3 separate regions of the Mus musculus genome follow, and all the other regions are linked to region 1. The links are chromatin loops, found by intact Hi-C in ENCODE. Cell type or tissue: left cerebral cortex. All regions are shown on one strand.

The links. Peaks named below come from ENCODE experiments on the same cell type or tissue, not always from the same donor. Only the 100,000 strongest peaks of a DNase experiment are listed, where the experiment ranks them.
Region 2: it touches region 1 in a loop (2.0-fold over the local background); 3 of 42 quality-filtered maps call a loop at or near these places.
Region 3: it touches region 1 in a loop (1.9-fold over the local background); 3 of 42 quality-filtered maps call a loop at or near these places.

The regions. Positions count from the first base shown.
Region 1 is chr7:58,387,728-58,395,727 of GRCm38, reverse strand. No RefSeq gene overlaps it. Among named protein-coding and RNA genes, the nearest start is that of n-TEttc7, 7.6 kb to the left of the region's middle. In left cerebral cortex, no CTCF peak of the experiment used is centred here; a DNase peak (open chromatin) is centred at 3,176.
Region 2 is chr7:58,242,253-58,250,252 of GRCm38, reverse strand. No RefSeq gene overlaps it. Among named protein-coding and RNA genes, the nearest start is that of Gm26288, 98 kb to the right of the region's middle. In left cerebral cortex, no CTCF peak of the experiment used is centred here; DNase peaks (open chromatin) are centred at 2,804 and 3,364; H3K27ac peaks cover 324 bases.
Region 3 is chr7:58,251,347-58,259,346 of GRCm38, reverse strand. No RefSeq gene overlaps it. Among named protein-coding and RNA genes, the nearest start is that of Gm26288, 110 kb to the right of the region's middle. In left cerebral cortex, no CTCF peak of the experiment used is centred here; a DNase peak (open chromatin) is centred at 3,066.

The sequences.
Region 1 (8,000 bases):
ATTTCTCACCATTTCCACCATGAAAACATTAAACCCCTAAAACACAGCACAGTCACCCTCAAGGTAAAAGCCATAACTGATTTCCTACCTTGTCCATGCAAGAACACAGCACAGTATTCAGCACATGTATGAAATTTTTTGATGGGTGGAGTTTCTTTCCAGTGATGTAAGATTACTGTGTTGCATGCCAGCATTCTGTTACTGTAATAAATGCCTGAGATAAATCAATGTAAAAAGACGAGGAGTTAATTTTATCTCACAGGTCCAGAGGTTTCAGCCCATGGCCATTTGGCTCTCTTACTTTTGAAGCAAGGTGTGGCAGTAAGTATGATGAAGATCCCCTACCCCTCATGCTGCTAGAAAGTGAGAATATGTATTATTATTAATTCTCTGGTCATACCATATATTTTGATCATATTCATCCTCCATATCTCTCTGTAACTCCTCCCAGATCCACCCCCAACTTCATACCCTCCAACGTTCTTCTTTAAAACAAAACAAAACAAAACAAAACAAAACAAAAACAAAAACAAAAAAGAAAAAACCTGTTGAGTCTAAATATACCCATATATTTTGCAGGACAAAAAACTTTTAGTTTCATGAGATCCCACTTATTGATTGATGGTTCTTTTTTCCTGGGAAACTAGAGTCCTATTGAGAAAGTCATTTCCTGAAGCTGTGTTTTGACTTGTACTCTTTATTCTTTCTTGTAGAACTGTTAGGGTTTCAGGTATAACACTGATATCTCTAATCCATTTGCTATTTATTTATGTACAGCATTAGAGAGAAGAATCATGATTAATTTTTCTACTTGTATATATCCAGTTTTACTGGCACCATTTTTAAAAGATCCTTTCTTTTTCTCCATTGTGTATTTTCAACATCTTTGTCTAAAAACAGGTGACTGTAGGTATCGGATCTTATATCAGAGCCCTTGGTTCTATCTCATTAAACTATCTATCTGTTTTTGTGTCAGTACCATACTGTTTATACTTTTTTATAAAATCACAGAACTATTAGAACATGGCCTTGGGACTTGGAAAGGGTCAGAAGAAATGAGGTTCCCAGAAGCTGAAAGTCACTTGTGGGATTCAACCTGGGGCTGTAGGGCAAGAGCTCTAAGCTCTTGTTCCAGCAGCTCTCTCAGTTCCATGGCCCTTGTTTGGTACATGCCCTCCTTAGGGTATTCCCAAGTTGTTGTAAAGCTGCCTGACTTGTCTCAGGTCTTCCGTCTAATGATTTTGTTAGTCCATGTTCAGCACCTTTAGTAGTTGTTAATCACATACTGGATAGTAACTTCTGGCATTCTAAATGTGGTCTGTGTCCTCAGCCTTTTTCCTTTTCAGTCTGATTCTCTAGGGAGTCTCCTAGCATGACCTTTTGCTTAAAACCTTCCATTCTTGAAGGAGAATCAGTCTTCTGCAGTGAAGAGCTTCCTGGTGGCTTATCTAATCTCATGTGGTTAGTCCTAAATATGTATCCGTAAAGAAACACTAAATGGATGCCATGAGATATGACTTACATTTGTATAAGCACAGACCAAAACAAGTCCATTTGTCACTCACAAAACACCACGTGTCCTTTCCTTGGCTAAGATTAGCAACTACAAATCCTTGTCAGTTTACATCACGTGGGTCTCTAGTTTGTTTGATTTTCCTATAAACTAAATTATTTGAAACCCTCCATTGTAGAATGTCCTCCACTCTCAAGTGGTATCAGAAGACAGCAGTCTTCTGCTTCTTTAGGTTTTTCCTTAACTTACCCAATCAGAAGCTGAATCATGTAGCTCATTTCTAGCCCTGCTAGCTAACACCCCCCACCCCCGTTTCTATATTGTATACACTCCCTTCACTGTACCTAGTCATCAACCTTTGTTAAAGCAAGTGTGACCTGCTGGTCCTTCATTAAATCACAGTGGCATAACACAGCCGAGGCAGCCTCAGTGCTGCACTGCTCTTACCTAAGCAGGTCTCCAATATTTCATAGGAAGCTTTTAGTATTGGGTTTATTTTGTTTTCTTGTGTGTTAGGATGTAGGAAAAATTTAAATTATACTTATTTATTTGCTTACTTGGGCTTTTTGTTTGTTTATTGATTTATTGTTGGGAAGGAGACTGGGAAGCATGCTAGTACCATTGCACCTATGAGGAAGTCAGAAGACAAGCCTCTGAAGTTGGTACTATCATTCCATCAGAAGAGTCCAGGGGACCAAACTCAGGTCATGTGCCTTGCCACCAAGCACCTTTACCCTCTAAGGCATTTAACTGACTAGTAATTTTTACTTACTCATCCTTAGTTGTATTTTTTCTGTCTCAGCATTGCATTCTAGCATGTAACATGTGGTAGTCTAATACCCTTTTTCCAGCATGTGTATCTTGGACCCACGATGGAGATGCTTCATCTGTACACTTACAAGTACTGAGAGAGTAAAATTTTTCCTAAGTAGGATCCTGAGGAGTAGGTTAGCCTAGGATCATCTCAAATCTTTAGCCTTTTTTTTTTTGTATGCCTGAAGTTTGTGCTTTTTGGAACTTTGTTAGAAAGCTTCTAATTACAAAAGCTTAACTTTACCAACTTCCTAAGATTAAGAGCACACAGGAACCACTACTGCAGACACACAGTATTCTTGGTATAATTGTACCTGCCCCATACTCAGATTCTGGTTCATGTTTTGTCTGCCCAACTCTAACTCTCACTCTGGGCGCATCTTTTTGTCATAGTTTCACTAAGATGACTCAAACCACAGTGCCAACCTCAAGAAACCGTTGGCATACACAAAGTATTCATCTGAGAAGCACTTCAGAATAGGAAGAAAGCCTTGGCTGATAGGAAAAAGTGGCTCCCACACAGGTCCTTCTGAAACAGCTAAGCTGATGAAAACTGTGGAAGATGACCCACTATGAAACATGTTTAAAAAACAAATATTTCTGAAGACTCACTATGTCTTTGCTGACAACTGTAAGCCTTTTATTCCAGACATGACTGTAAATAATATATTGTCCAATGAGTCTCTGCTCTGGATTTACATTGTGCAAATCTAGACACTGAATTGAAAAAAAAAACTTTACAAGAGATTTGCTTAAAAGAGAGCTGGCTGAGTTTCACAAGGGAGGCATTTCTCCTCTCATCTTAGTCTTGTGGGCGTTTTGATCTTATGTCTTGATGCTCTCAGAACCCCCATTCTGTCAAAACAGGCTTTCAGAAGCTCTTTGCTGAAGCCATATAAATGACTTTCCTCTTTCTTTCAGAAGAAAGATACATTTTTATTTTTAATTATGGTGCTGGGGATCACTCCAAGGGTGTGGGGAAGATAAGTACTCCAGCACGCAGACACATCTTCACTGACTCTCGGTGCCTTTCTGAAGGCTATTTCTCATCTTTCTTCTCCCTTATGAGAAACTTGATACTGTAACTTGCCAAAAGCGATTCATTTCTTCTCAGTACACTCTAAGAGCTTTAATACAGCTATATTGTATACAAACATGTCTTAAGAAAAGAAGAATAAAAGTTTTCATATTATCTTCTCCCATGTACAAAGTCCATAGGCATTATGATAATAGAAATTACTACCGAGAGACAATAAGAGAATATTCACCAGGTAGTGGTGATGCACGCCTTTAATCCCAGCACTGGGGAGACAGAGGCAGCCAGATTTCTGAGTTGGAGGTCAGCTTGGTCTACAGAGTGAGTTCCAGGACAGTCAGGGCTACACAGAGAAACCCTGTCTCAAAAAACAACACCAAAAAAAAAAAAAAAAAAAAAAAGAAAGAAAGAAAGAAAGAAAGAAAAAGAAAAGAAAGGAAAGGAAAAGAAAAGAAAGACAAGAATATTCACTCTTAAAGAAAAACTTTGAGTCTGGAGAGATAGTTCAGAGGTTAAAACACTGGCTGCTCTTCCAGAAGGCTTAGGTTCAAATCCTAGTACGCACACGACAGCAAATAACTGTACTTCCCAAGAATGCCATGCCCTCTTCTGGACTCCAAGCACACCATAAGATTCACAGACACACATACTATTTTTGTGACTTACTCAAAGTTTAAAGTTTCATGTGTGAATTATTATTCAGTTGCACACAATGGCTTATCTCACCCCAATTTATCTTCCTTTGCCTTTGGTTTTCCCTCTTTTTCCTCCTGATTCTTTCTTAAGGTTTGATATTGTGAAATTAAGACTCACTAATTTCAGAGGAGAGAGGCTGGAGGTTAAATATTATCGCCCAAAGCTGGCGATTCCTTCAACCATGCATATGTAGTCAAGTCTCCACAAGAATCCACTAGATATGACCATGCAGCTCAGTGGTAGAATGTGCAGTATGCACAAGGCCCCTGATTTTATCCCCATCACTGTAGAGAAAAAGAAAAAGAAAACCAAAACAGCATCACCCTCCATCCCCCCTCACACCACCAATAAAAACCCCAAAGTAAAGGGTTTACCACTTTTCTATTATCTCTTTCTATGCACCCTCTGCAGCATCCTTTATAATAAATGGAATTCTCTGAGCCTGTCTAGCATATTAATTGAACCCAAGAAGGGAGCTATACTAATTCTAGTTTAAAGCTGGTGAGGTGGGTCAAGTACACAGGTGAAAACAGCATAGGCTATCAGCTGGTACCTTCATGAGGAGGGTAGATTTTGGGAGCCAATGTTACCTCTTGGTCAATGGTATTAGAACTGACTTGAATTGGTGGCTTCAATGAGGATATTTTTCTTCTTACAAGAAATATCATTGTGTACTATTTAATTATTTATTACATATATTTGTGTACTTCCTTGATTTTCCACAATATGACACACTAGTCTTATCTTATATACTTCCCATATCAGTCTCTGAAGCAACCTTTCTCCAAGGAACTCTAGTCCCATATAATGGAGAATAGAACCCAAAACTAAGACCTGGGTGCTATATGTGCTCTATGCCTCTAGACTCTTTTTCCTGAAAAAGCAAGGAAGCTCAAATATTCACAACACTAGTATGTTCCCACAAAGCTATCACTATTTTATGCTATCAACCTATATGGAGCTAAGTATGACTTAACACCGACTCTCCAAATTGAATCTATCATCTGTGGCTCATTTTAGCCTCATCCCATTTCTTACACTGTCCTTTCATCTTCTAGAGTGCCTTGGTTTAAATCCAAACACCCACAATTGTAACTAACAATTGTCTATAACTATAGTTCCCAAGGATGCTATGACCTTTTCTGGCCTCCAAGGGCAGCAAACAATATATATGTTGCACAGACATGCATTCAGGTAAAATATTCATGCACATAAAATGAAATAAAACTAAAAAGAAAAATGTTGGCACACCACCCTCCTTAACAACTCCTTAATAACAATGTTCATGAATGCAGTAACTTCTTATTTAGCTAGCACCTAATCCACTGGAATATAATATTACAAGTACAACATTTATAATATCACCATGCAGAATACTGAACCTCTTCCAGATGTTTATGCCATGAGCCTTACCTCTTCCATTCATTTCTACAATGATTCAGGGCAGTGGTTCTAGCTCTCTGCAGTGATGTGACATGTAGGATTGGCTTTCTTTTATCATGGTGCACTTTCATCCCAAAATCTTGGATATCCTATGTATTTTTTTTAATTCACCCAAATTAAAGTTCTCTGATCTAAATCACTACATATCAGTTTAACACATTCCTTATCATTGCATCATACACAACCTTGTGCTTTAACTAACTTCCCTAGGTCTGAGTTGGGAACAGAATGTTAATCCTAGCAACCAGAAACTCTGTTGGCTAGAGATTCCAAGCTACAGTCCTCAACAGGGTGCCTGCCATTGTTTATGTGAGGGACAGGGCTCTCTGGATTCTAACATTATATAGATAAAGCAAGCAGGCCCTAAATCAATATTAAAGCATGCAGCCTCATGCGAACTGCTTGGGAGTCTTAAGTGACTCCTCCATTTTGCATCCCACCGGCAAGGGGTGTGAGTTCTTATTCAGTATCCTTAACAACCATTGATTAAGTCAGTATCATGGATTTTAGCTCTAATCGATGAGAAGTGCTATTTGTTGTTGTTTTAATTAGCATTTTTCAAAAGACAGATGATGCTGAACCCCTTCTCATGTGCTTGGTTGTCCTCTTCTTTTTCTGTTCTGCTCTGCCCTGTCGCTCCATCCATTTGCATTGGGTTTCACAAACATTGCCTTGCAGAGCATACACAATGTCATGTGCTTTTTGCTTTTTTATAGCCTTAAGCAGGCCAAGCAGGGTAGACTGTACTTGAAGATCAAATGTCATGTGTAACTATGAAAATATCTATCAATTACCATAGTTTGGGTTTTGAATACCCCCAGAGAGTCCTGTGTGAAAGTTTGCTTTCTTGGCTTGATGCTATAGGAAGGCCATAGACACATTTAAGAGGCGAGACCTAACTAATAGGAAGTGTAAGGTTACCAAGGTCTCCTCCATCAACAAGAATTGTGGGACACTCATGGATCTCCCTCATTTCCCAATCCTGATGAGGTGATCTCTTTCTACCAGCAAGTACATGCTTATATGGATGGATTGACCATAACAGCCAACTAACAATGGACAGAGTCCCCTATCATTACTAGACCAAATAAGGCTTTTTCTTATTAAGCTTATAAATCTCATGTATTTGTTACAGTAACTGCAAGATGACTAATGTATCAACCCACATCCCATCCAGGATTAGCCAGTGCAATTTGTTAGAATTTCTTCCAATATTTCTGTCTCTTAAAGGATTATTTTTTACCTCCATATATTTTTACATTAAATTTATTTTTATCTTTCTCTTATTATACCTCATGTTAAAATAAACCACATAGTTCGTAAATCTCTGGCCATTTTAGATGAAATGTTAGAATCGAACATGCTGTGTAATATTTTAATAGCCTTTAAACAGTTCTTTATCGTGCACATCCCCATTGCTTCTGCACAAAGGTGCTAGCATGCTATTGATGGGACCTGGAGCACTCCCGGGGTCATCTCACACACAAAGGGAGGCCAGTGTACTCATCTCTTCTGTGCTGACTGACTGAGAGGTACCTAGTTTTGCTTTAGATGTATTTAATTTTCTAGTAAGCTTGAACATTTCCTATTGTGCTTAAAAATTAGTTTCCTAGAATAGTCTTTGTAAAGTGCTCATTTGTGGACTCCAAGATGACTTGCTGTGGTCTGAGTCACAGCCACAACTGCTTCTCCATCTGTCTCGAAAATATCCCTAATCACTAAGTAAGGCCAGGAGAGGGGAGGTGCCTGAGCCCCAGCTTTCAGGCCCTTTAAAGTCAGATCATCATAAAGGCAGAGCTGTTATTCCCACTGGGGAAGCACAAGAACACTACCACAATTTTTGAGACAAATTTGAAGCAAGATTTATTAAATACTGCCAGGATTATTGATACTGTCCAGGTCTGTACATGAGATTCCCAGAGTATGGTTCTGAATTACATTAGACAGAGGCTTATAAGGGTAAAACTCACTAAGCTACATATTTTCCATCTTTGTCCAGTCATGGGTAAGTATACATATCCAGGTACTTCCTGCCTGCATGCCTCCTGCCTACTGTCATCAATCAGATACTGTGCAGTTGGCACAATCAAGATTATTTAAAGAAGTAAAAATGCTTGGCTTGTTATCTTGCATGGACAACAGCTCCCAGCATTCTAAGAAGTTATTTGTTCTTGGTCAAGTGGGGATTACAGGTTGGAGGCTTTTTTTTTTAAAAATAGATCTCTTAAGCACAGTAATTTAAACTTAAAATATAATATTAGTCATCATACAGACCATTTGTGGCTGAGCTGGCTTAAGGTTATCTCTTGGGCCTATGAATCTTTATTTGTGGCCCTGAGATTATTCACAGGGCTTAGTAAGGACAATATGAAATGTGACATGCTTTCTTGGATTCAGGCTCTGTGTTAGATTATTATCAATGACCCATTAATAGAAAACAGCTGACCAAGACCAGGAGGCTCAGTGAAGACTTCACATTTCAGGTGGACTAAATCAATT
Region 2 (8,000 bases), 150 kb after region 1:
TTTGTCAGGTGTTCTTCCCTGGAAAGATCTTTTCTCAGGTTAATAGTCTGCTTCATATTAAAGCACTTGGATATGCAAATATAGACATTCAAGCATTCAGGTCACTTAGGAAAGGAGGACAACTATTTCTGGTTACATTTTAAATGTATCAGTGGTTATAAGTTGAGGTGAGTGTATGGTGAGCCACTTTCTTTCTCATCATCTGTGAAGCCACTCATTAGCTCACTCATATACTGGAAATGGGTCTCTATTTCCTTGTATTTTTCCTTGCATTCTGTTCTTTTGATTTCAATTTACCTAAATCCTTGTCTCTTTCTGCATCCACTTAGCTGCCCAAGGAGAGATCACTGTGGAATCTCCATGTACCTGTGGTTAGCAGAGTGAATTCCAGGCCTCTACAGTTCCAAATCTATACATTTACAGAGTAAATGTGTCTTTCTCAACTTTAAGGCCTTCTAGAAGGCATAGCCAGCTTCTTGTTGTGAGAAGAAAGTCTTTGAAGTATACTGTTGATCATACTAATGGTCTGATGCTATAGGAGATAGTCTTCTCTTGAGGCATTTCTGTCTTGTGAGAAACTAAGGAAGAAAATGGATTTTTTTTTCACATTACTACCAAAGAAGTCATCAATTTCAGCAATATTTATGTACTTTTGTAATCTTATGTTTCATAGAGAAAGTAGTTTAGCCTTGCAGCTACTAGGATGAGAAAGCTATGTAAGCAATGAGTCAAAAGGATGAGGGCATGTGCTGTGGTTGAGATCAATATGTGAATAAGAGCTTGCTACCAGGAAGCAATACCATGGTAGAGTGACACTGCTCTGAAATGTGGAACTGGTTGCACCATCTGATTTGGGAACAGTGTCCAGTTAAGAAATAGCTTTATCGAAAGGCTGCTGCTGTCTTTCTGTCCTCCAGAGTTTCATCCCTATCCATTATTTCTGATCCCCAAGTTCTTGTAATGCCCCAATCTAGGTCGCCTCTGGTTTCTTTACTATTTTTTACATATTCACTAGTCAAATGGAAATCTACTCAGTGGGTGCACTCTATAGGATTGTGCTTGATTTTATAAACTATAACTACCTAGTGAGGTCAGTGTAAGAATCTCAAGCTGGCGCCAGGCAGTGGTAGCCACACGCCTTTAATTCTAGCACTTGGGAGGCAGAGGCAGGCAGATTTCTGAGTTCGAGGCCAGCCTGGTCTACAGAGTGAGTTCCAGGACAGCCAGGGTTATACAGAGAAACCCTGTCTTGAAAACACCAAAACCAACACCAAACACCAACAACAAAAAGGAATATCAATCTGGGGGCTGGAGCGATGGCTCAGTGGTTAAAAGCACTGGTTGCTCTTCCAGAGGTTCTGAGTTCAGTTCCAAGCAACCACATGGTGGCTTACAACCATCTTCTGACATGCAGTTATACATGCAGATAAAGCACTCATATACATTAAATAAATAAAGTAAATCTTTTTAAAAAAGAAAGAAATATTTTTTTAAAGAAATTCTCATGTTGGAAAGTTCATGCCCTCCTTCCCTGAGAAATCTTGCTATGCCAGTTTTGGAATATTTATGTAGCCTTCCACACAACAAGTCTTGCTAACTCCTTTACCTATCTATAATCCTTTTTGGTTTTAAGGTAATTTTGTCTAGAAATCCTATTAGAAATTCTCCAACTCCACCTCTGTACTTAGTTTCTTCTATTCTCCGTTGGTTAGATTTAGAGGTACCCTAACTTTGTGTATAGTGCTTAGCTCGCATTTTTTTGCTCAGTTTTATTTGTGTAGTTCTTAACTGGGAGATACAGTAGAATGGCCAGAAAGCTGCCTCGGTCAGATCCCACACATATAGAATCAGACACTTTAGGGCTATGACAATAATTTTCAAGAGAAGCAGCCATGCCATGGAAGGACCAAAGCCTCACTGAGTGAGTAACCTAACATGTGTCCATCAAGCTGGCTCAGTATCCCAAGCACACCAAGTATCCCAGCTTTTCTTTCTTCTTTGAAGAGAGACTAGCTGACCCATTGCTTCTAAAAAATGAATAATAAAACCCTTTACAATATATACATTAATGAAAACCACTTATCAGAAGGCAGAATAAGCACAGAAATAAAATCTGTCACTCTTCCTGGGATATATATATATATACCATATATCAAAGCCCTCAAAAGCAGGGTAAGAATTATTTCACAAATAAAATTCAGCTAGGCTCCCTATATGAGTTAGACACTAGAAATATAGATTAGGTTACACATCTAGAGCCAATAATGTGCCTAACTGGAGATAGAGAAAAACCAAGATATTTCAATCACCAGAATAAGGAAGGGTTAGGTATGCTCTTAAGGGCCACACCATCTGAAACTGCCCAGACTAAGATAGGAGAGAGAGATAAGCAGAGAAGACCTACATTAGATCCCAGGTCAACCTGGGACATGGGAGAACAGGAAAAGCCTCAAGCAAGAAAGTGGTGAGACCCAAACAGCAGACAGGAAAGCTAGACGTTAGGTGACTGTGTCAATCACAGTGTCCATACAAAATTCTTGATTCCTCTTTGCCCCTTTAGAAGGACTTTGAGGTTTGTATTGCCAGATCATATCCAAGGTGCCTTTTATTTTTGGGCAAAATCCCATCTTTAAGTCTATATTCTGAGTATTGTATGAAATCTGCTGCCAAGCCTGGGAACTTTGTGGGCTTAAAGAAGCTGTTTGGCTAATTCTGTCCTGATGGACAATCCTTTCTGGGGAGCATTGCCTTCCTTTTTGCATGTGTCCCACGTCCATCTGGCTGTAGTGTTGCCAAGTCGCCTCCCATTAAATCAATTCCAATATTCTAAGCACGTTGGTGGAACAGATGGACCTGAGAACTCAGATGTGGGAGGCTACATCCAGTTTTCCAGTAAGAGGAAGTAAAAATCTGAGCTTAAACCAGCTCTAGTTCATGTCTGAAATATGCTTAAACAATTTCTTTTTAATTTTTAGGGAAAAGAAATACTAATTTTTCCTGAGTTTTCCAAGTAGGTATGAAGAGATTGCTCTGAATAGTTTAACATTTCTAGTAGAGACTTACTCTTCTATACCTCTGGTCTCTTTAGTCACTATAAATTAACAAAGATAACTTTTAACTTTTTAACAGATTTAATTCTAAATTCACCATTTAGTCAAGGATCTTGGGAGTATAATTTAAGTTCACTTAGTTATTTTTAACTAAATCTCTGGTCCCTCAAGAAATGCTCATATGGGAAACACCAGAAGGTATAAGGTACCACTTACAAAAAAGAATCAAAACCATTCACAAACTGAGGAACACATATGGAAAGGACCCAAGTGCTACTGTGTAAGAAGGAAACATATTCAACCACTAACCTCAGAAAAAAAGAATACTAGAATAATGTAATTAAAACTCATACCACTGCTTCCAAATCCGGGCCTCCTCATCTTAATGTTTTCAGCAGGAACTATGCATGAGATGACTAAAGCCCACAGGCAATGAACTCAACTGTAATTTATGTGAGACACAAGCAGATATAAAGAAACAAAGACATCCCATTCTACTAAGCCACTCTCATGACATCATCTATTATAAAGATTATTATGTACTGTTAAAACCATTCTTGTGGGGAACTTAGTACTTTCATGGCTGGTTTCAAATATTTTAGGGTTGGAATGTGTTGAATTTCACAAGGCACTTGCTGGGTTCAGTTGTTTCCACTCTAGTTCCATTAGTGGTTTCTATCACTAACCATGGATCAGCAAGATGTCATACCTTCTGAGGTGACAAGGGTCAAGTGCTGGACATGAAGGGACAAGTGCTGGTCAGCTAATTCTGTGTGGATCTGTTGGTTTTCAGAACCAGCTGCCACCTTACAGAAACTACAAGAGCTGGAAGACTGGATTGGTTATGGCTACACTATATCCAGAGGCTGAATATTTACTTCAAACAGACTCTGAATTTCTTCTTCAGTAGGTTAGTGTGATAAATAACCTACTGTATTAAATAGATCAGCTAGCTATTAATAAAGAAAGATATAGGATCAGGAAGTACACTGTTGCAAATGAATGGAAATGAGCTGCTCATAAGTTTAACACATACATGTGAATCTGGATTCTGAATTAATCAGAAACAGTTATAAAGGATAATTTTATACGATAGAAAACTAGATACTTTATAGGTATAACTAAAGTTTCAAATGTATGTTGTTAATTTAAGATTATATACTAGTTGGTTTCTGTCAACAGCCTAGACATATCTGTGAAAAGGAACCTCAGTTGAGAAAATGTCTCCATCAGATTGACCTGTGGGCCATTCTATAGGACATTTTCGTGATTAATGATTGATATGGGAGGACCTAGCCCACTGTGCTCAGTGTCACCTCTGTGCAGGCATTCCTTGGTGTATAAAAAGGCAGGCTGAGTAAGCCATGAGGACCAACTCAGTAAGCAGCATACCTCCATGATCTCTGCATCAAGTCCTGCCTTTAATTCTTGCCTTGGGTTCTCCTGGTATTAGACTGAAAGCCATAAGCCAAACAAATCCTTTCTTCATCAAGCTGCTTTTGGTCACGGACTTTTATTACAGCAATAGAAAGCCTAACTAAGAGAGATTCTGTTGGCATTTAGTCTAGGCTCTGACCCACAGTTACCTGGCAAAAGCCAGGTGTACCTGACTCACTATAAAAGGGGCTGGTTGCCCCCTCCTCTCTCTCTTGTTCTCTTGCTCCTGCTCTGACCCTTGTTCCTGCTCCCCTCTCCCTATTACCCTCTCCCCTCTCTCTCCATGTGCTCATGGCCAGCCTCTACTCCTCTACACACTCTCTCTCTGTCTCTCTCTGTCTCTCTGTCTCTCTCTGTCTCTCTCTGTCTCTCTCTGTCTCTCTCTGTCTCTCTCTCTCTCTCTGTCTCTCTCTCTCTCTCTCTCTCTCTCTCTCTCTCTCTCTCTCTCTCTCTCTCTCTCCCCATTTCTCTGTCTCTACTACCCTCTCAGCTCCCCTCCCCATGCCGTGAATAAACTCTATTCTATACTATACTGGTCTATACAATACTGACTGGTTGGTCCCTCAGGGTGAAGGGATGCCTCAGCATGGACCCACAGAAACACCCCCTCCCCCCACACCTGACTGCACATCCACCAAACATATTCCTTCTCTTTCTTCATTTTTATAAAACATAACTGGTTCATTTCAGTAAAGCTGTAATGGTGTATATGTGTGCATTGTAAAAACAAGGATGTGTAAGCCTATCATTGGGGGTGTCATGTCTAGACGGTAGAATATATCATCATTTTAGTTTGTTAATCTCAGTTTTCTGTTTTATAAGGGTATCATATTGGTTTTGAAATGACGAAAACTTATTTTCAATTAAAAACCATGCTAGAACAGAAGCATACCTGTGCTTTTAACTTGGCTACATGATTTGGTTTGGAGGCCGTTGGCCTTGGCTTTAATCTGAGTGAGGTTTTCTTCATGTTCCCAAATGTCTCAGAAAGAATACTCCATTTCTGGCTGATTTCATGGCATTTTCCAACTTAGACTAGAAAAAGAAAACTTTTCTAAGCTTCTTGAGAAAATTCCATCTTCACTGAACTCTTGATCCTACTAGAAATAATATTTGTAAGAGAGATCCATTGCCTCTCACTGGTGTAGTCGACTATCAGATCAAAGCCCTTCTGATAAACACTGGGCGGTACATTTCCACTTCAAAATACATTTCTAATTTAAACTTCTAAAGAAGTTTGTGAAGCTGTGGTTCGATTATAACAAAAGCTTCAGAAAACAGAATGAAAGACACACTTAATGACAACAGGAAGGGGAATTGCAGAAGCACAAAACCTTCATGAGTCTTTTAACCGTGTTTAATAGCCACTGGGAACTGAGGTGTGGAGACTGAATGGGTTCAAAAATATGTGAGTCACACTTTCATTTTATTTAAACATTTCAGGGAAGTAATGATTTTTTTCTTAATGCTTGTGTAGGCAATCGTTGGATTTTCCCAACAGTGCCTGAACAATTTTTTGGAAGATATGTTCTTTTTTAGGAAGATATGTTCAAAATTATCCAATAAGTCACTTTCTCCATTAGACAAAGACAATGTTCCTTACTACAGATGAATGCTATTTCTGCTTAGCAGTCTGAGAGTTTGGGAAAGTGGCCAACCAGCATTAGCATCTGAAAGTTGCTCACAATTGTTTTTATACTTTTATGGGACAATTTACAAACACTGAATCCTTATGCTAAGAAGTAGATGGCATATAAATATCCTGAGGTTACCTTGCAGATAACTAAATCTTGTGGTATAAGTTATTATTGTGATCTGTAAATGTACAGTATCCATGCAAGACTTATATCTCAGGCCTATAATCAGGTTCTAGGCATATACTCTATGATCAAACACATTTGATATTTCTGCAGCAGTGCAATCTGTTCATATCCTACCCAGTAATAATAAAGCCTATGGGAAGAGTTCATTAGGTTGGTCAGGTTCTGCTGGCTCATGGACTTTTACCCAATTTAAAGACAATATTGAAGATTTTAGAACTACACATGGATTCTAATGTTAAGCACTAGCATATGTCACTAACCTGTCAGAGATAAAGTACGATTTCTACTTTTTGAGTTGAAACAGAATCATCCATTTTATTATCCAGAAAAAATATTTTAGAATGTATGTTTTTAAAATAAATTTTGGACTAATTTTTTTGAGATTTATCTTGCAATTCTTCCCATATATAACCCCACCTCCTTACCCACCCAACTTCATGCCCCTCCCCTTTTTTAATAAAACCCACCCAGTCTAGTTTATGTGGCCCAACTACTAGCAATCTCCCCTGGAGGAAGGTAGTATATCAGTTGTCACACAACTGAAGAAAATTGATTTTTCTCTCTTGTAGCTTCTATCCATTGTCAATAGCTCCTCAGTTGCAACTAGAGCTTTATGCCCATCTCTATGGTAAGATTACTTTGTGATTTGATCCTATCCTTATCTTGTGCATGCTATCACAATGGCTGTGAGTTATACCACTAACCAACACATTGAAAAGAGCACTACCCAGGATGGGCTTTTTATTCAATAGTGTCTGAGGGAGGTGCTATCTTTCTTTTACAGTAATTTTATATAAAGTTCATTTCCATATATATGTATAAATAAGTATATATATGTATATGCATATGTGATGTTTCTATAGTAGTAAATTATCATATGGCATTTTAAAGGTCTTTTATATTAACCTGTATTAATTAATTATATTAATTAGTTCTTCCTATACTTTCTTCTCTATCTTCCCTTTCCTCCCTGTCCTCAATAACCTTTCTTGTTTTGTTATTCTCCTTTCTACTTTTACACCACATTTTATAGTTTGGTTTTGATTGCAATGTCAAAACACCATGAATAAAAGTAAGTTCTGGAGGAAGAAGTTTTACACATTCACATCACAGTTCATCACCAAGAAAAGCCGAGGTAGGAACTGAAGCAAGGCAATAATCCAGAGGAAGAAACTTAAGGAAAGACCACAGAGGAATGCTATTTACTTGCTCTCCAGGTTCATGCTCAAGGTTTCTCTGTGTAGCCCTGGCTGTCCTGGAACTCACTCTGTAGACCAGGCTAGCCTCGAACTTAGAAATCCCACTGCCTCTGCCTCCCAAGTGCTGAGATTAAAGGCATGTGCCACCACTGCCTGGCCAGTTACCATTCTTATACTTCCCAGGACTACCTGCCAAGGAATGGTACCACTCATAGTGGGCTAGGCTCTGCTACACCATTCGTTAATCAAGAAAATGTTCATACATACTTGCTTACAAGCCAATCTGATGGAGGCATTTTCTCTGTTCTGTCAAGTTAACCAAAAACTGACTAGCACACCACCTGTGTTCTACCTTTCTATTCTTGCTCATCCATATCCATTGCTGATGCATTTGTAATAACCAGGAAGATACCCACCATCTGTTAATTGGATAATGAAGATATGGTACATTCGCACAACAGAATATTATTCAGCTGTAAAGAAAAATGAAG
Region 3 (8,000 bases), 140 kb after region 1:
GCAGGTGAACATGAAAGATGTGAATCTTCTCACTTCTCATATTTAATGCAGATTAAACCGATAAACCAGTTTTCTTCTGTTTCACACATTTTCTCTTGCTCCTTCCCCTTTTCTTTCTTCCTCATCTTCTTTCTTCTTCCCTCTCCCTATCCCTCCATCTCTGTTTTAGAAGTCTAAAGCTTATTATTATATTATATGATATATAATACAGTGATAAAATATCACAGATCAATTGACTTTGAAACAAAATGAGAACCATTAGGTCAAAATTATATTAACTACATGTGTTACTTCCAGGGTAGTGAAAACTTTTAGACGTAAATGATATTTCATGTTTAAAGTACTTTACAGTGACAATATATATTTTCCAAATTTCCCTTCTTTTCCTTATGTCTGTAATCAAAGTTTAGTAATTTCAGGTTAAAGGTTTTTTTGGAATTTCTCTTGACAGCTATCAGATATAAAAGTCATAAATATATAAGTTTCTTTCCTAATCTACTGCTTCGGAGTTTTGAGCTATCACCTTTACAATAATATAATATTCAACACATATTGAAGACCAGGAATCATCATTCTAAACTCAGCTTCATTTTTATTTGCTGGGTCTATGAAATATGTTGCTGAAAGTTAAAAAGCTTCTCTCTCTTATGAATTATTTTGTTTATTTACATTTCAAATATTTTCCCCCTTCCAGGTCTCCCCCCTGCAACCCAATCCCCCTTCCCCTTTGCCTCTAGGAGGATGGTTGCTCACCCATCCACTCACAGCTCATGCCTTCATCATCCCCCTTCACTAGGGCAACACCTCCATGGGACCAAACACCTCTCCTCCCACTGATACCACATAAGGCATTCCTCTGCTACATGTGTAGCAGGAGCCATGGACGCACCCATTTTGCTCTTTGGTTGATGTTTAGTCCCTGGGAGCTCTATCGGGTCCAGTTAGTTAATATTGCCCTTCTTACCGTGTTGCATTCCCCTTCAGTAAAAAGCTTTCTTATGTGTCATGAACTATAAAGACCCTGAGATTTCCCCATACTTGCAAACCCACATACTATCTTTGTATGACTTAACATAAACTGGCAGAATGCCAAGGATTTCTAAGTCTTCATCTATCACACAGAGGGAGAGCAGCAGTCAGAATATTGGCATCTCTGTGACAGTTTTCTGAGCTGTTTTCCCTCAGAGTAGTATAAATCGAGCCAAATAACACCTGTGTGAGTGTGTGTGTGTGTGTGTGTGTGTGTGTGTGTGTGTGTGTGAGAGAGAGAGAGAGACAGGTATCAGAGACAGAGAGACAGAGACAGACACAGAGAGAGAGACAGAGAGAGAGAAAGAGGAGAGAAAGTGAGAAAAGAAAGGGAGCCTCAAAGACCGGATCTTATGAGTGCAGGCTATTTTTCACACTCCACAGACTCATGATTGATGTCTTCCATGACAATTCTATATGTATAGCCTTGAAAAGTATCCAAAAGACATCACAAGATATGAAGAAATGATGGCATTAACAATTCATGGATGATGTCACCTAACAAGATCATTTCATCTCTCCATCATCAGGACTTTTGGCCAACCACTGCAGACGTGTGTCATGTTGAGGCACTATGATTAATGTAACAGAGTTTGGAAACAAATCTGTTCAGTGTTTAATTACATTTGCTGCCAACAGACAGAATAAAGCCAACCAGTGCAGTGACCTTAGCCATATCTGGATTGCAGAGCTAAAGCTGAAACACAGTGGCTTCTTTCTTAATTTCTTTTATGTGAGGGGTGAGGAGTTACACAGATCTTTGGTAGGCAGAGAGATAGTGAAAAAAAGATCTAGGAATATTAATGTACTTTTCACTTAATCACTTAAGATAGCTGACATTCTACTTCTTTTTCCTCGACAAAACAGACTTGGCACCCCCTTCCATATTTCAGATGGGAGGAAGAATCAAATTCCTTGCCTTCGTCGGATTATCCAGTTCCCAGTGATAGTCCCAACCAGTCAATGCTGAGGGAAAAAAGAGAACTCAGCCCTCCCAAAACATAAACACACTTATTGTCCTAGTGGATTCAGATGCCTTTTCTGGGTCCCCTTCCCATTTGGGAAATCTATTTTTGTGGGCTTTACTCCACCTGTACTTCTGCCTTCAATACAATCAAGCTGAGTGCTGAGGCTTGGCTTTCCTGAGTTTGTAGAGGAAAAAAAAATCTATTCCAGAAGCCTCGTCCCGGTTGCATCCTATGGACCTGTCTACACAGCAAAGGCATTAGCTTTGATACAGATATACAAGCAGTTAGTGCCATGGCTTTTTAGAGAAAGTCTATGAGCAATCGTTTTGATACTGACAACTCTGGCTAGGAAGTAGAGGCTGAGTTGAGGTCCTTCCGTGAGTTGCAGGTCAGCAGTACAGACCATCAACTAGAGTCCTCTCCCCTTCAGAAACTTAAAGGTTGGGGGCAGAGGTTTTCAATGTTACAATATACATGCCACCAATCTCTTTCGATAGCAATATATGTGCTCTATTTTACAAGAACCTCCATAACACCTACCAGACAGTGGTGACACTTGTGATGTATGGTGGGAAGCATTGTGAGAAGCCAGTGTGTTCCCACGGAGAATTTAACGTCCTTCTCCTTAAGGACATTTCTATTAACAGGTGCCATTAGAAAATAACTTAACAAGCCAATGCATTAAAAAACTGCCAATGAAAACAACATAAATCCAACAATAATCTGTAAAGCAAAGCAAAACAAAATAATGAAGAAAAACCAAGCCTTATCCCTGGCCATTTTTGTTCAAATAGAGGAGAATGTGCCTGGGGCATTAATCTCAACTTCAGAAATGCTCAGACATACAAATAACACCAATCCTAGAAATGGAGCAAATGTGGAATGTGAGATTTTGGGAAACCTGAAACTGAAGACAGAAAGATCACCTAACACTTTAAGAGGAAAGTGAGATTAAAAGCATCTCCACTAAACCTGGCTCCTCAGTGTGTCTCTTTCTAGTTCTCACGGGAAATGCCTTTCTTGCCCAACATAACATGATGACTTTCTAAATTAACCACATTACAAAGAGCTTTTAAAAGATTCTAACACCATGTGAAGATTATAGCAGTTGTAGATTTTTCTGGATCTCTGTGAGCATTCAGTATTATTCATGGCATTCTTCATTTTTTTCTTCCACGATTTTTCTCAGAGAATGAAATCTGTTGCTACCAGGAGGACTCTACTCTTCTAACACACTGGAGAATCCCTGTGCTTCTCACATCCACAGCCATGAACAGATAAAAATGGTTCTATTTCAAAAGTAAAGCAGATAAAATACAGAATGACCAGAGATATTTATACTACTGCTCAAATATTATACTTATATAGCTCAGTATGCTTTCTGAGTATCAGTTATGCATATAAGATGGAAGAGATGCTTTCTGTTAGAGAGTCTTCAGTCATGTGAAAACACAAATATTATAAAACCAGAACACCAAATATCCTTTCCTCTCTCAAATAAATTAATTTCATTATTACTAGAAGAAGTTGAATTGCAGTAGGTATTTTCAAAGGTAATAGTCTCTCTCCTTAGAGGCAGTTGTAATTAACCTTTGCCATTGGATGCCATGAAAGCCATGAAAGTGTAGGAAGGGAAATATTTTTATTAGATATTTTCATCATTTACATTTCAAATGCTGTCCCCTTTTGTACTTTTCCCTTCAAAAGTCCCCTATGCCCCCCCACCGCTCCCCAACCTACCCATTCCTGCTTCCTGGCCCTGGCATTCCCCTGCACTGGGGTATATGATCTTCACAGGACCAAGGGTCTCTCCTCCCATTGAGAGCTGACTAGGCCATCCTCTGTTACATATGCAACTAGAGACACAAGCTCTGTGGGGGTACTAGTTAGTTCATATCGATGTTCTTCCTATAGGGTTGCAGACCACTTTAGCTCCCTGGGTACTTTCTTTAGCTCCTTCATTGGGAGCCCTGGCATAGCCTCACAGGAGACATCTATGACAGAGTCCCTTCAGCAAAATCTTGCTGGCATATGCAATAGTGTCTCGGTTTGGTGGTTGTTTATGGGATGGATCCCCAGGTGGGGAAGTCTCTGGATGGTCCTTCCTTCTGTCTCAGCTCCACACTTTGTCTCTGTAACTCCTTCTTCCCCATTCTAAGAAGGAATGAAGTATCCACAATTTGGTCTTCCTTCATCTTGAGATTCTTGTGTTTTGCAAATTGTTTCCTGGGTATTCTAAGTTTCTGGGCTAATATCCACTTATCAGTGAGTGCATATCATGTGTGTTCTTTTGTTATTGGGTTACCTCACTCTGGATGATATCCTCCAGATCCATCCATTTGCCTAAGAATTTCATAAATTCATTGTTTTTAATAGCTGAGTAGTACTCCATTGTGTAAATGTACCACATTTTCTGTACCCATTCCTTTGTTGATGGACATCTGGGTATTTTTCAGCTTCTGGCTATTATAAATAAGGATGCTGTTAACATAATAGAACTATATCCTTATTACATGTTGGAGCATCTTCTGGGTATATACCCAGGAGTGGTATTGCTGGATCCTCTAGTAGTACTATGTAAAATTTTCTGAGGAACCACCAGATTGATTTCCACCGTGGTTCTACAGGCTTGAAATCCCAGTAATGGAGGAGTGCTCCTCTTTCTCCACATCCTCTCCAGCATCTGCTGTCACCTGGATTTTTGATCTTAGCCATTCTAACTGGTGTGAGGTGGAATCTCAGGGTGGTTTTGATTTCTATTTCTCTGATGATTAAGGATGTTGGACATTTTTTCAATATCCATGGTACCTCTCAGCCATTCATTATTCCTCAGTTGAGAACTCTTTGTTTAACTCTGTACGCCATTTATTAATAGGTTTATTTGATTTTCTGGAGTCCACCTTCTTGAGTTCTTTATATATATTGGATATTACTCCCCTATCTGATTTAGGATAGGTAAAGATCCTTTCCCAATCTGTTGGTGGTCTTTTTGTCTTATTGACGGTGTCTTTTGCCTTACAGAAGCTTTGGAAATTTATGAGGTGCCATTTGTTTATTCTCGATCTTACAGCACAAGCCATTGCTGTTCTATTCAGGAATTTTTCCCTGTGCCCATATCATTGAGGCTTTTTCCCAGTTTCTTCTCTATAAGTTTCACTGTCACTGGTTTTATATGGAGTTCCTTGATCCACTTAGATTTGACATAAGTACAAGGAGATAGAAATGGATCAATTCGCATTCTTCTATATGATAACCGCCAGTTGTGCCAGCACCATTTGTTGAAGATGCTGTCTTTTTTCCACTGGATGGTTTTAGCTCCCTTGTCGAAGATCAAGTGACCATAGGTGTGTGGGTTCATTTCTGGGTCTTCAATTCTATTCCATTGGTCTACTTGTCTGTCACTATACCAGTACCATGCAGTTTTTATCACAATGGCTCGGTAGTACAACTTGAGATCAAGCATTGTGATTTCCCCCAGAGGTTTTTTTTTTTTTATTGTTGAGAAGAGTTTTTGCTATCCTAGGGTTTTTTTTTTTTTTTGTTATTTCAGATGAATTTGTAAATTGCCCTCTCTAATTCAGTGAAGAATTGAGTTGGAATTCTGATGGGGATTGCATTGAATATGTAGAATGCTTTCAGCAAGATAGCCATTTTTACTATATTAATTCTGCCAATCCATGAGCCTGGGAGATCTTTCCATCTCCTGAGATCTTCCTCAATTTCTTTCTTCAGAGACTTGAAGTTCTTATCATACAGATCTTTCACTTCCTTATTTAGAGTCACTTCAAGGTATTTAATATTATTTGTGACTATTGTGAAGGGTGTTGTTTCCCTAATTTCTTTCGCAGCCTGTTTATCCTTTGTGTAGAGAGAGGCCACAGATTTGTTTGAGTTAATTTTATATCCAGCTACTGCACTGAAACTGTTTATCAGATTTAGGAGTTCTCTGGTGGAATTTTGGGGTCACTTATACATACTATCCTAACATCTGCAAATAGTGATATTTTGACTTCTTCCTTTCCAATTTGTATCCCCTTGATCTCCTTTTGTTGTCGAATTGCTCTGGATAGGACTTCAAGTACTATATTGAATAGGTAAGAAGAAAGTGGGCAGCCTTATCTAGTCCCTGATTTTAGTGGGATTGCTTCCAGCTTCTCTCCATTTAGTTTGATGTTGGCTACTGGTTTGCTGTATATTGCTTTTATTATGTTTGAGCTTCACACCCTGAGTAGGAGGAGTGGAGGTAGAACAAAGAGAGAACAGAGAGCAGAATATATTGACTATTTAGATTAGTGGCTGACAAAGGACAACAAATGCTGGTAGTCACCTTGAACCAAATAAAGCAAGAAATCCCTCCCAGAGGTTTTTGCAGGGAGGGCAGCCCTCCTGCTAAGTGTATTCTAGCCCTTTGCTCTTGATTTTGGCTTCCTGTGACTAGGGACATAAGATAATATACTTCTATTGTGTTTACATCTTACAGAGTCACAGGTGATATTGCACCCATAGAAAGAGCACACTTTAAGGAAAGAATGAAAGTTCCCAACTACATTCTATTTTGACACAAAGAAATCACTTAAAGGACACCTTGCTTTCTCTTTATTTGGATGCAGAATACTGTGAATTGACTCAAATCCCATGTGGGATTAGACATATAAAAACTGAGTTCTCTTTCTTACACTCACATTATTCTATAGCTGGGTAAAACCATCCAACACAAAGTAACAAAGTGTTAAATGTCTCCTGTAATTTACTGAATATTATATTGTACATAAAGTGAGCTTATATGTGTTCAGATTATTATAAAGTTAAAAAAGAGAATGGAAATACACACAGAAGCATTATTTTGCTAGGTGCTGCCAGGCCCAAAGCTCTGCAGACCATCTCAATGGCAACATAGGTGACAAACGGCACAGATCTTTACGGAAGAAAAGGATCTAGGTTATTGGCTACTTTTGGGAAAGGGGATTAGGAAGTTGGGATTGTTCCAAGGGTAAAGTAACTCAACAGACTTTGAACATATAAACAGGACATGTAAAAATTGTCACAAACTATCTTTAGCTCCCTTTGTCCTGAGGGACTTCATTCCAACACCTTCTCCAGCTGTGGTTCAGGACAGTCATGAAAAGAGAAATTCTCCAAGCTGACATTAGGAAAAATGAAAGCAAGAAGCTCTTCTAGAAGAATGCAGTGTAGATCTAGTTCTTCCTGAGGGAAGAATTGCCCTGCTCCTACTCACAGCTCAGATCACTCCCTAGATGGCCTTCACATAATAGTCAGATGTGTTCTGCACCAGTCATTGAGTATTTTCCAAATGGGAATATTTTTTGTCATGGGTCCTGACCATGTCACATCATCATAAAGACTGAAAAATTTTTTATAACTTATGGATTTGGGGCTCAAAATGATGAAGACAACATTGTGTACTTTTCTTCATTCTACAATGTGACACTGGGTACCATGTAGAGAGAAGAGGAGTGTTGACTATTTCTGATAGATAATAATTGATGATTGATTCTTCCCTCTTCCAGGGCATATTTCCATTCTTTGAAGTTAGGATGGCAGTGCAGCCTACTTTAATTACAAAAGTGTGAATTGAAGAAGTATGTCAGGTGTAATGCTCTGTAGTTAAGAATGACTGGCCAAGGTAGAACACACTGTCTCTGTGGCAGCATGCTATGAAGCTTCCATTGAGGTTATCAGTGTAATCTGCTAGCCAGAGTGACCTCTGAAAGGGCTGACCAGTGACAAATATTTCCTACTGTAAACCTCTTAAATTTTGAGTTGTTTATTCCTACCTTGCCTAACTAACATATCATGCATGCAATGGGTTGTCATAACATGTCAAAACATGCATTGAGATCCAAGGAATCTATCTTGAAGTGAGACATATGAGAAGTACTTACATGTGTGGGTTTGTGTAGCCTATGCTGTAGCATTCCTTTTGCAGTTAGGGCATGTGAACTGAACTTTCTGTTGGACTGCTCATTGCACACTCCATCCTGT